Regions from separate parts of the Homo sapiens genome. Here region 1 is linked to region 2. A link is a contact called in ENCODE Hi-C or POLR2A ChIA-PET data. All regions are on one chromosome and are shown on one strand. Each heading gives the region's core, a stretch centred on a gene start or an enhancer-like site at or near the end of the contact. The rest is flanking DNA. Distances are from core to core; before and after follow the strand shown. Region 1 overlaps SMG6 (SMG6 nonsense mediated mRNA decay factor). Region 2 holds the start of SMG6-AS1 (SMG6 antisense RNA 1).

Evidence for each region. Hi-C counts contacts between places; a loop is a spot of excess contacts on that map. ChIA-PET counts read pairs that join two places held with the same protein, here RNA polymerase II (POLR2A). Pooled maps may share reads with other maps.
Region 1: a loop to region 2 is called in a map with no recorded cell type, with 4 times the contacts of the local background. The contact joins the enhancer-like site here to the promoter of SMG6-AS1 in region 2. A Hi-C loop is called at or near these places in 1 of 168 maps with a recorded cell type or tissue (ascending aorta), 1 of 37 single-sample maps with no recorded cell type and 8 of 50 pooled maps. POLR2A ChIA-PET finds 5 or more read pairs at or near these places in 8 of 52 experiments (AG04449, CD8-positive, alpha-beta T cell, activated CD4-positive, alpha-beta T cell and 5 more).

Annotation. Positions count from the first base shown.
Region 1 is chr17:2,281,033-2,285,557 of GRCh38, reverse strand. SMG6 (SMG6 nonsense mediated mRNA decay factor) reads left to right here. Exons shown (of 19, transcript NM_017575.5): 7 at 1,823-1,933; 8 at 2,699-2,911. Among named protein-coding and RNA genes, the nearest start is that of SMG6, 20 kb to the left of the region's middle. Within about 2 kb of position 3,062, at least 2 of the 41 ENCODE cell types and tissues checked have a DNase peak (open chromatin) inside an H3K27ac peak, as active enhancers do.
Region 2 is chr17:2,086,845-2,091,379 of GRCh38, reverse strand. SMG6-AS1 (SMG6 antisense RNA 1) reads right to left here and starts at 1,642. Exons shown (of 2, transcript NR_199038.1): 1 at 1,611-1,642. The region is part of intron 13 of SMG6 (SMG6 nonsense mediated mRNA decay factor); the gene reads left to right. RefSeq lists enhancers at 1,511-1,590, 1,621-1,720, 1,741-1,840, 1,851-2,030, 3,392-3,441.

The sequences.
Region 1 (4,525 bases), core at 1,813-4,312, 190 kb before region 2:
CAGAAATTGTTTTCTTAATTTCTTTTTTTTCAGATTGCTCATTGCTAGTATATAGAAATGTAACTGAATTTCGTGTGTTGATCTTGTATGTTGCAACTGTGCTGAATTCCCTCAATGGCTTTTTGTCATTTGAATTAAATTTTCTTTTTCACAGACCTCTGACCTAGATTCGCACTTTCTTCAAGTTCTTTTCCTCTATCCCTCTTTTTTCTGTCTGTCTCATCTTAGTTGTCTGTTAGCAACATTTTCCCAACTTTTCTGCCAATTCCAATCAGTCAGTCATTCTGTCTCTTCCAATCAGTGAATCTCAGGTATTTATTGAGAACACAACACGTGTACAGTAGTGCTTTTCTAGGTGCCAGGAATGATAAAATATTGACTTGCTTTCTTCCCTGAAAAAAAAAATGTGTTGAGAAAACAAGTGAGCTGTATAGACAGTGATGCAAATTAGACTTGATAAATATGTAATTGATTGTTAGATGCACCATTATCTTCTGTTCCACTAAGAAAAATGCTGCAAATTAAAATAAGACATAACAATAGATACCGATTGTAAGTTGTATCTCTGTTTTGGAAATTTTTTCATATGAAAAAATATTTTATAGAATTAATATAATACAGTCTCAAATCAGGTGAGTAGTGTAGATAGAAATTAGTATGGATTGGAATAATAATAAAAATAGCTACCAAGTAACTGTAATGGTGTGCCAAATATTCTGTTAAACTATATGCATTATATAATTTTAATCTTTTTGGGAGCCATATGTTGTAAACATTTCCATTTTGCAAATAAGGAAACCTCTCTAGGTTAACGTGCTGTGTCATACCTAATAAATGCAAGACCGAATTCAGACTCAGGCACTGACCTTAGAACCTGCACCTCTAGCCATGCCAGGTGAATATAAGATAGGAGTTTTGAAGAATGGGTAGACGCTGGGGAGAGAGAGAAGCTAGCATTTTAAATGTATTTTGAAACAGTTATGGAAAACATTGAAAATGTACATGAAGTTGGAGAAAAAGTGAGAAAGCCTTTTGGATATTCTTTCTGCCTTTGTTTCAATGTTTTCCTTTTTCCTTCTTTCTGACCCACTTCCTTTTTCTTTACTTCTTCTTTTCCCTATTAATTGCTTATAAATAGACTTGCTGAATTTCTTGAATAATATCCATAAAATGTTCAACTCAGCTACTTATTTATTTTAAAAAATTATCAATAACAATGGCAACATCATTGATTAAGTACAGTTAAGTGTGAGACAGTGGACAACACTTTGTAAACCTGAGGATACTCCTCCATTGGGTATTATTACTCCCATTGTAATGTTGAGGATATAGGAACTCAGGAAGATTATTACATAATAATGTAATAATCTTGGAGTCTTTTGTCCAAAGTTTCCGAGTCAACTCCTGGATTAGCCAGTATTTGGACCAAGGTCTGTCTGGCTTGTAATTTCGTGATTTCATTATAGCATACTGACTCTCTGATAAGAACAGGAAATATAAAGTGAATTGAACATCATGCTTTTTCTAAGAACAAGATGTAATTTCTGTTTATATTTTAAGAGCCTGTTTATTCCTTTCTCTCCTTATGAGTACTTGGTTCTTGGAGCACCTCTGCATGTAAGATATAATACTGTGCAAGAAGAGATCTGTGATGTAATTGCAATGGCTTCTCCTGTGGATAGCATTTCTGATTTTGTTGTTGGGATTCCTCTCAGTTTGGGAGACAGGCTGGGAGAGATAGTAGGGTTTCCTGAGTCAGCTGCCTCTTGCTGGAGTTAGGACGAGAATTGGTTGACTGAATGTCTCTGGCCTCTTTCCACAGAGGAGGAAGCTTGACGCTGTCTATTACTATATGCGCAGTTTAGCTGCCAGCAACCCTATCCTGACTGCCAAGGAGAGTCTCATGAGCTTGTTTGAAGAGACCAAGCGGAAGGTGAGTGGGGATGTGGCAGAACCCTTCCTTCCTCGAATAGTGCATTTCCCTGAGTGTTGGTGTGCCCTAGCTCTGCGCACCGGCAGGATCGTAGCCAGTGAGGTTTATCCAAGGTGCAGTTATTGCTCAGTGTCTGTGTGTCCTCGGGGAATGACTCATAGTGTCCTTAAATGGTCCCATCAGACTGTGCTGGTGGGTAGTTGGTCAGCCCCTGTGCAGAACAAAACTGTGATCTTCAGGAGAGCTTTCAGGGGCCCTTGGATGTACATGTACGTGCTCTACAGCCTTCAGTCTACAGAATTAATAACTATATGAAACAAAGCAGATGACACTCTGCTACTTTGGGACTGTGGTACAGTATTTTTATTGTCAAATAAATACCGGTGAGGTGAGGCTTTTCTCTTTGTAAGCTGAGTCTCAGGAAAGTCTGAGCTCATGTGTGTTTTTTGTTTTTGAGACAGAGTTTCGCTCTTGTTGCCCAGACTGGAGTGCAGTGATGCGATCTTGGCTCACTGCAACCTCTGCCTCCCGGATTTAAGTGATTCTCATGCCTCAGCCTCCCGAGTAGCTAGGATTACAGATATGCGCCACCACACCCAGCTAATTTTGTATTTTTAGTAGAGACAGGGTTTCACTATGTTGGTCAGGCTGGTCTCAAACTCCTGACCTCAAGTGATCCGCCTGCCTCCGCATCTCTAAGTGCTGGGATTACAGGCGTGAGCCACCACACCAGGCCATGAGCTAATGTGTTTGTATGTTATATAGGCAGAACAGATGGAAAAGAAGCAACATGAGGAATTTGACCTGAGCCCTGACCAGTGGCGGAAAGGAAAGAAGTCTACTTTCCGGCATGTTGGAGATGACACCACTCGCCTGGAGATCTGGATTCATCCATCCCATCCACGGTCTTCCCAGGGCACTGAGTCTGGGAAGGATTCTGAGCAAGAGAATGGGCTGGGCAGCCTGAGTCCCAGTGATGTAAGTTCCTGAGAATGATGCAATGAGCCAAACTAGCTCAGTAAGCCTGGGTGCCCTGGTTCATACAGCTGTGAGGCACAGATACTTCCCACTGATTGCAAGGAAGACAAACCACTTGAGGCTCCCTGATGGTCTTTTCCCTTCTCATGTACGCTTCCTTTATCTTTATTATGTACTTCCCTCTCTCACCACTATGTGTCACTGCAGAATTTAGTAAAAGTAGGATTAGAATTTTTTTTTTTTTTTTTTTTTTTTTGCTGCTTTTTGTTCAGCGTCATCAACATGATGCTTTAGGATTCTATGTGGGATTTTGTACTTATCTTTTCCTCTTGGTTGACCTTATATTCCGAGAATGAACTAAAGTAGCATGGATAGGTTAGTTAGTCTGATTTGTGATGGGCTTTCTATGGGATATCCTCTTATAACTCTTGGGCGGGGACTTTTTCCTTTAAGCCAGGAGAAATGACAGTAGAAAAATCACAGGCTTGTTTAGAAGATTTCTCCTCTTCATTGACTCAGTAAGTAATTATCGACAGTGTGCCAGTCACTAAAGATAACAGTGAACAAGATCTCTTGCTGTCTCAGTGCATTCTAGTGGAGGACGCAAGAGACTTAACATTGTAATTACTTCTGTTTTTGGGGTGCACACCCAGTATATGAGAGCACATAGCCATGGGACCAAAGCAGCCATTGGTCAATTGAAGTATAAAGAACAAGTAGGAGTTAGCTTGAGAAGGAAAGGGAGGTGGTAAAGTGATTCCCAGGCAAAGGAAATAGCATATGCAAAGGGCTGAGGCTGGCTGGGGGAGAGAGAGCACGGTAGGTGGAAAACTGCAGTGGCTGGTTCGTTGCGCCTTAAGGGTAAAATTCACCCAGTGGGTGGTGTAAGCTGGGGCTAGATGTTGAAGGGTCATATGATAAATTATTTGACCTTTATCCTGAAAATAGTAGGAAGCTATTGGATGCTTTAAATAGGGGAATAACATCTGCTCTTCAGAAATAAACCCTGGCCGCTTTGTAAAATGTTTGGAGAAGAGTAAGACTAGAAATAGGAGACAAGGAGGGTGCTGCGGTAGTTCCAAGTGAGATATGAAAAAGACTTGAACCAAGAAATGGCTTTGGAGGTGGGAAGAAGTGAACAGACACAAGTCATATTATTACAGTAGAATCCAAAAGACTTGGTTGAACGTGGGGAGCTCAGGGAGAAGAAAGAGTCAAGGTCTGGTGTGGTGGCTCCCATCTGTAATCCCAGCACTTTGGGAGGCCAAGGCAGGAGGTTCGCTGGAGCCTAGGAATTCAGTACCAGCCTGGTCAACAAAACGAGGCTTCTGTCTCTGTAAAAAAATTTTCAAAATTGGCTGGGCATGGTGATGCGGGCCTCTAGTTCTAGCTACTCAGGAGTCTGAGGCAGGAGGATTGCTTGAGTCCAGGAGTTCAAGGATGTCATGAGCTATGATCCAGCGTAGGTGCCAGAGCAAGACCCTGTCTCAAAAAAGTCAAGAATGAGCCCAAGAGCGTCAAGGCTGCACCACTGCACTGCAGCCTGAGTGATGAGTGAGACTCTGCCTTCCAAAAAATAAATGAATACAATCAAAAACAGGGTCGGTCTCTGTT
Region 2 (4,535 bases), core at 393-2,892:
CATCCTAAGCTACTGCCTGTGTCTTCAGACTGACTGTGCATCCTTGTGGCCAGTTTCGCTCCTGCCTTCTGGAGTCTGCTTCCTGCCAGGAGGCCCCTCCCCCTAGGAATGTGAATAAACCATTTCCTCTGTCCTCCCAGCTCCAGAGGATTCCCTGTGTGGTATTTTTTATTTCTTGTGTCTGAACTTCCATTGGCAGACCCCTTCGTAGGCTGGCCCACCCTTGGCTGCTACAGAATTGAGCTTCCCACCCTTCAGTTTCCTCTGAGGGTGAGTAGTGCATAACTAGAGGTTCCCAGTTTGTGAAAACACATTAGTCTGAGTTAAATTTCTTGTGGCCAATCCTGGAGGTTTGGCTCATTAAAGATGATAATTAACCCATTGCTAATTGACCTCAGAAGCCAGCCAAGCAGCCTGTATTTTACCAGCCTTGGTGTTGGATTTGTAGGCTATTTTAAGGTTTCTTAATAATCTCAGAAAGACTTCATGTTCCTGTCTGCATCTTATTTGCTCTAAGGACATTCTGTAAAATTAACAAGCTATAAAGTTTGATTGAAGGTTTCAACAAATGTGAGAATAATTGGCTCCATTTAGAGAAACAAGAAAAACAACCTGTAAACTTGAGTTTGTGGGGGGAAACCCGTGTGATTGTTCTCTTTAACCAGAGGAGCAGTAGCAAGCTGGACTGTTAAGACTAGAAAAAAGAACTGGCTGATAGTACAAGTTTAAACTCCGATTTCTCCAAACCAAAAATTCAGAAAAAGAAATTTTGCAAAATGACTAGTAACCATGGTTGTGCCTTCCAAGAAGCCTGTTTGGAGAAAACGGGGACCAGGTAACGATAGAGCGAGTCCCTCACTCCCTAGAGCTTGCATCCAGGGTCCTGGCTCTCCAGCCCTTCCTCATATTCCCTGGCTAGATTTGGAGGTTTTCTCCCTTCCCCGGGGCTGCCCTGAGGTGTTAAGTCTTGCAACTCAGAGCACATGAGTATGTGATACCTGGTGCTTAGTTCCCGTTCTCTCTTACCCTCCCTACCTTCATAAAGCAGCATATAGCTCGTTTTCTCTCCCCAACCCCCCTCCCCCGCCGGGCATCTCTACCCACACTGTGCTTGTTCCCTACCGAGTGGCTGTGAAGAGTCACCAGTTTTCAGAGAACACCATTTTTTCTTCTTTCCTTTTTTTTTTTTTTTTTTTTGAGACAGAGTCTCGCCTTGTTGCCTGGGCTGGAGTGCGGTGGTGCAATCTCGGCTCACTGCAACCTCCACCTCCCAGATTCAAGCGATTCTCCTGCCTCAGCCTCCCTAGTAGCTGGGACTACCACATGTACTACCACACCCGGCTGATTTTTGTATTTTTAGTAGAGATGGGGTTTCACCATGTTGTCCAGGCTGGTCTTGAACTCCTGACCTCAGGTGATCTGCCCACCTTGGCCTCCCAAAGTGCTGACATGACATTCGTGAGCTACCGTGCCCAGTCAAGAAACACCATTTTTCTTTACTTCTCCACCTCTCCACCTTAAATACCCCAGAACAGTAACCCAGTCTACTCTCTTGACCTAGAGGTTTTCTCCTTTGTTCCTCGCTCCCCTTGGCTCCAGCCCCTACTTACCCGATGCTTACATTATCTCTCTCTAAGGAACTGAGCCTAGGAGAGAACAGCCTCCGGTATCGCCTCTCCACATCTCACTTTCAGTTTTCCTTTCTGCTTGGTTCTTTGCGTGTGGACTTGATTAGAGTGATAACTGGAGCCCTAAAGCTAAAGGTTTCAGTTCCTGCTGCAGTGGTAAGCTGCCTCCGACAATCTTCAGGGGAAGGGAAAGGGGCTTTCTTTCAGCTCTTCCCTGACCTAAAGCCCCAGTTTTCTTTCCCAAGCTGATTGAAATGATTTGTATGTGATATTTTGTCAATTAACTTGGGAATTCTTGACAATCGCCTACACAGTGCATCTCCCTCCAGAAGGGTCAGGACTGTGACTGAGAAGGTACACCGCAGAGGAGAGGTCCGTAGGCTCCCCAGGGTGTTCCCTGGCTGGCGGCCCTTTTAGTCGCCTCTATCCCCAGTCCAGCCCCACGTGCTAATGTAGCCCAGGAAGGGAGCCTCTCCCGCCCAGCTCTTTCTCCTCTGGAGGATCCAGAGTTTGCCCCCAGAGCTGCGATATACATGCCACTTACATTCTCTGGTTTTCATTGATATAGAGTGGAAAAATGTGCTCACGAGCAGAGTTAACTGTGGGGATGATGTCACAGACTTCATCTGGAGTCCTTCCTCTCCAAGCAGGGAGTCCAGCTTTAACCCCTCTCCTACCAGGAAGTCCTCCTAGACCAAGCAAAGATCATCTTGGAATTGGCTTTTTGTCAGTGGTTTGAAAGGCTTCTTTCATTATGAAGTCTCTTATTAACTGTATTTAAACTGTCTTGTGTTGCTTTTTCCCTGACTCAAGTGCTGGAGGCTTTGTCTAGGAGAATATTCCCGTAAGTCTCCTACAGAACTCCAGCATCAAGAGAGCGGTGGTCCTCTCCCCAGTGGGCTTATTCCCCCCAAGTTAAGACAGAATGCTTTTGCAGACAGGCCAGTGAGCTACAGACAGAAGGTTTCTCTGTGCCTCTGGGCAAGCCCTGGACATTCTGCCTCTCAGTTTCTCCATCTACTAAAGAGCTCAGACTGTGCACTTCTCACTCCCACAGTACACTTTACACAGCTTTGACCATCCTCCCTGCTGCTTGGATTGCAAAGGACAGGGTACTCTTCCAAAAGACAGACAACCTTTCTCTCTCCAAACAGGTAGAATCCTTTCCAGGCCTGTTAACACCAGGTCAGAGACCCCAGTAGATCACAGCCTTTTGCATATCAGCCAGCAGTTGTCCTTGTCCTAGAGAAGGAACTAATAGCTATGACAGACACAATCCCCAAGGAAACCAATTTCCTTCTAAATGGGGCGGAAATGAAAACTGGGAGAGGGCTACTCCTCGTTGCTTGTGTCCATGGAATAGGCAATTCCCACAGACCCTGTAAGGAAGTGCTGCAGGTGGCCTCAGGATGTCCACATCCCTGGGTCCTGCTGTGCCCTGGAAATCCCCATCTCCAGGAGTCCCACATCCACACATGTGGCTTTTCTCCCTGTCGGCCAGAAACCATGCTTTCTTAGCCACGCAGCATACCATGTAGCCCGTGCTCTAGCAGCAGCAACACTCCTGCCCGCCTGTCTGTGCATGTGTCCGTGGCACACTCCTGTCCTGGGCAGGTTTCCTCTGCACACTTAGCAGGGGTGCCAGTGTACCTCTCATCGTCCAGGTGAGGCCAAGGACAATTGCAAGCTTTTCCTCTGTCCTCTTCTCACTCCTTAGCTCCCCTCTCCTCTCCATTCAGTGGCAGCAGCCTCACACCAAGAAGGAAAATCCTGGACCCATTACATAATTCTCCATAGTGCAAGCAGTAGCTGGGGCGTAAGGTCAGAGGTCATAGTGGGGTCAGGTGGCTGACACACACTGTAACGACAAGGTGGTTAAAATTAGACCACAGAGAGGAAACTGGCAGTCTTGTGGAAATGCAGAAGTTTCCTATGCAAGTGAGAGGCTGGAGATGCAGGGAGGCCACTGTGCGTGCTGCCTGCCAGGCTATTACTCATTTCGGCTCTGTTCTTTAATGCCTTTTAGCCCCTGCTTCTGTATTTCTAGCCTTCCTCATCACATGTTTGAATACACGCAATGGAACCAGGCTTACCTGCCCTGGGCCAAGACAAGCTTCCCTTCTCCTTCACGGAGGCAAGCCCAGGACCAGGCACCCCAAGCTCAAGGGGCTGAACTTTTTCTAAGCCCTTCTGGGTAGCCGAGAACCTTCTACATCAACCTCTCAGGTGAAGGTGGTCAAAGTACTTAGCTTGAGATTCCAGCCTATAATGGTAACAGGGCCAATGGTGAGAGAAAGCAGAGAACACTCCTAGACCGTGTAGGAAAGCGGGGTTGGCTTTTTGGTGAAGGTGGCAGAGGATGCAGCCACAGAGCACACAGTTGACCGGTGTGTGCCGCACTTTCCTGGGCAGCCAGCCTGCACAGCGGTGCTCATTTATTTCCACTGTCTTAGAGAACATGGGTCATGCCTGCTTCATCTGCTCTCTGTGGTACCCAGCCGAGCTTCCCTGGGCTGTCCGTCTTTACTGTGAGCCTACTGTGTGCACAGCTTGTCCTTACAATTCTTGCCAGTGACGTACGAAAACGATGAGATTTAGGCTTTGCCACCAGAGGGGTTGCTGTCCACATGAGAGAGAGAACACCTGCACCTGTAAAATGATCATCAGTAGTCTCCAGGTTAGTACTTCCCTATGTGCTGCAGATAGAAGGCTTATTACTGTGAAGTTCCTTTCACACTAAGAAACGAGGATGCATTAAAAGAGAGGCAGGGGCTAGTCAGTGAGGATGAAGGGGCCGTCCCCTGTGGCACGTCTGGCCACGGACGTGTGTTTCCCATGTGGAATGGCCTTCAGCTTTCAAGCTCCAGATCCAGCAGGGCCCCTCTCCCTTGGTGAGCACTCAGCCAG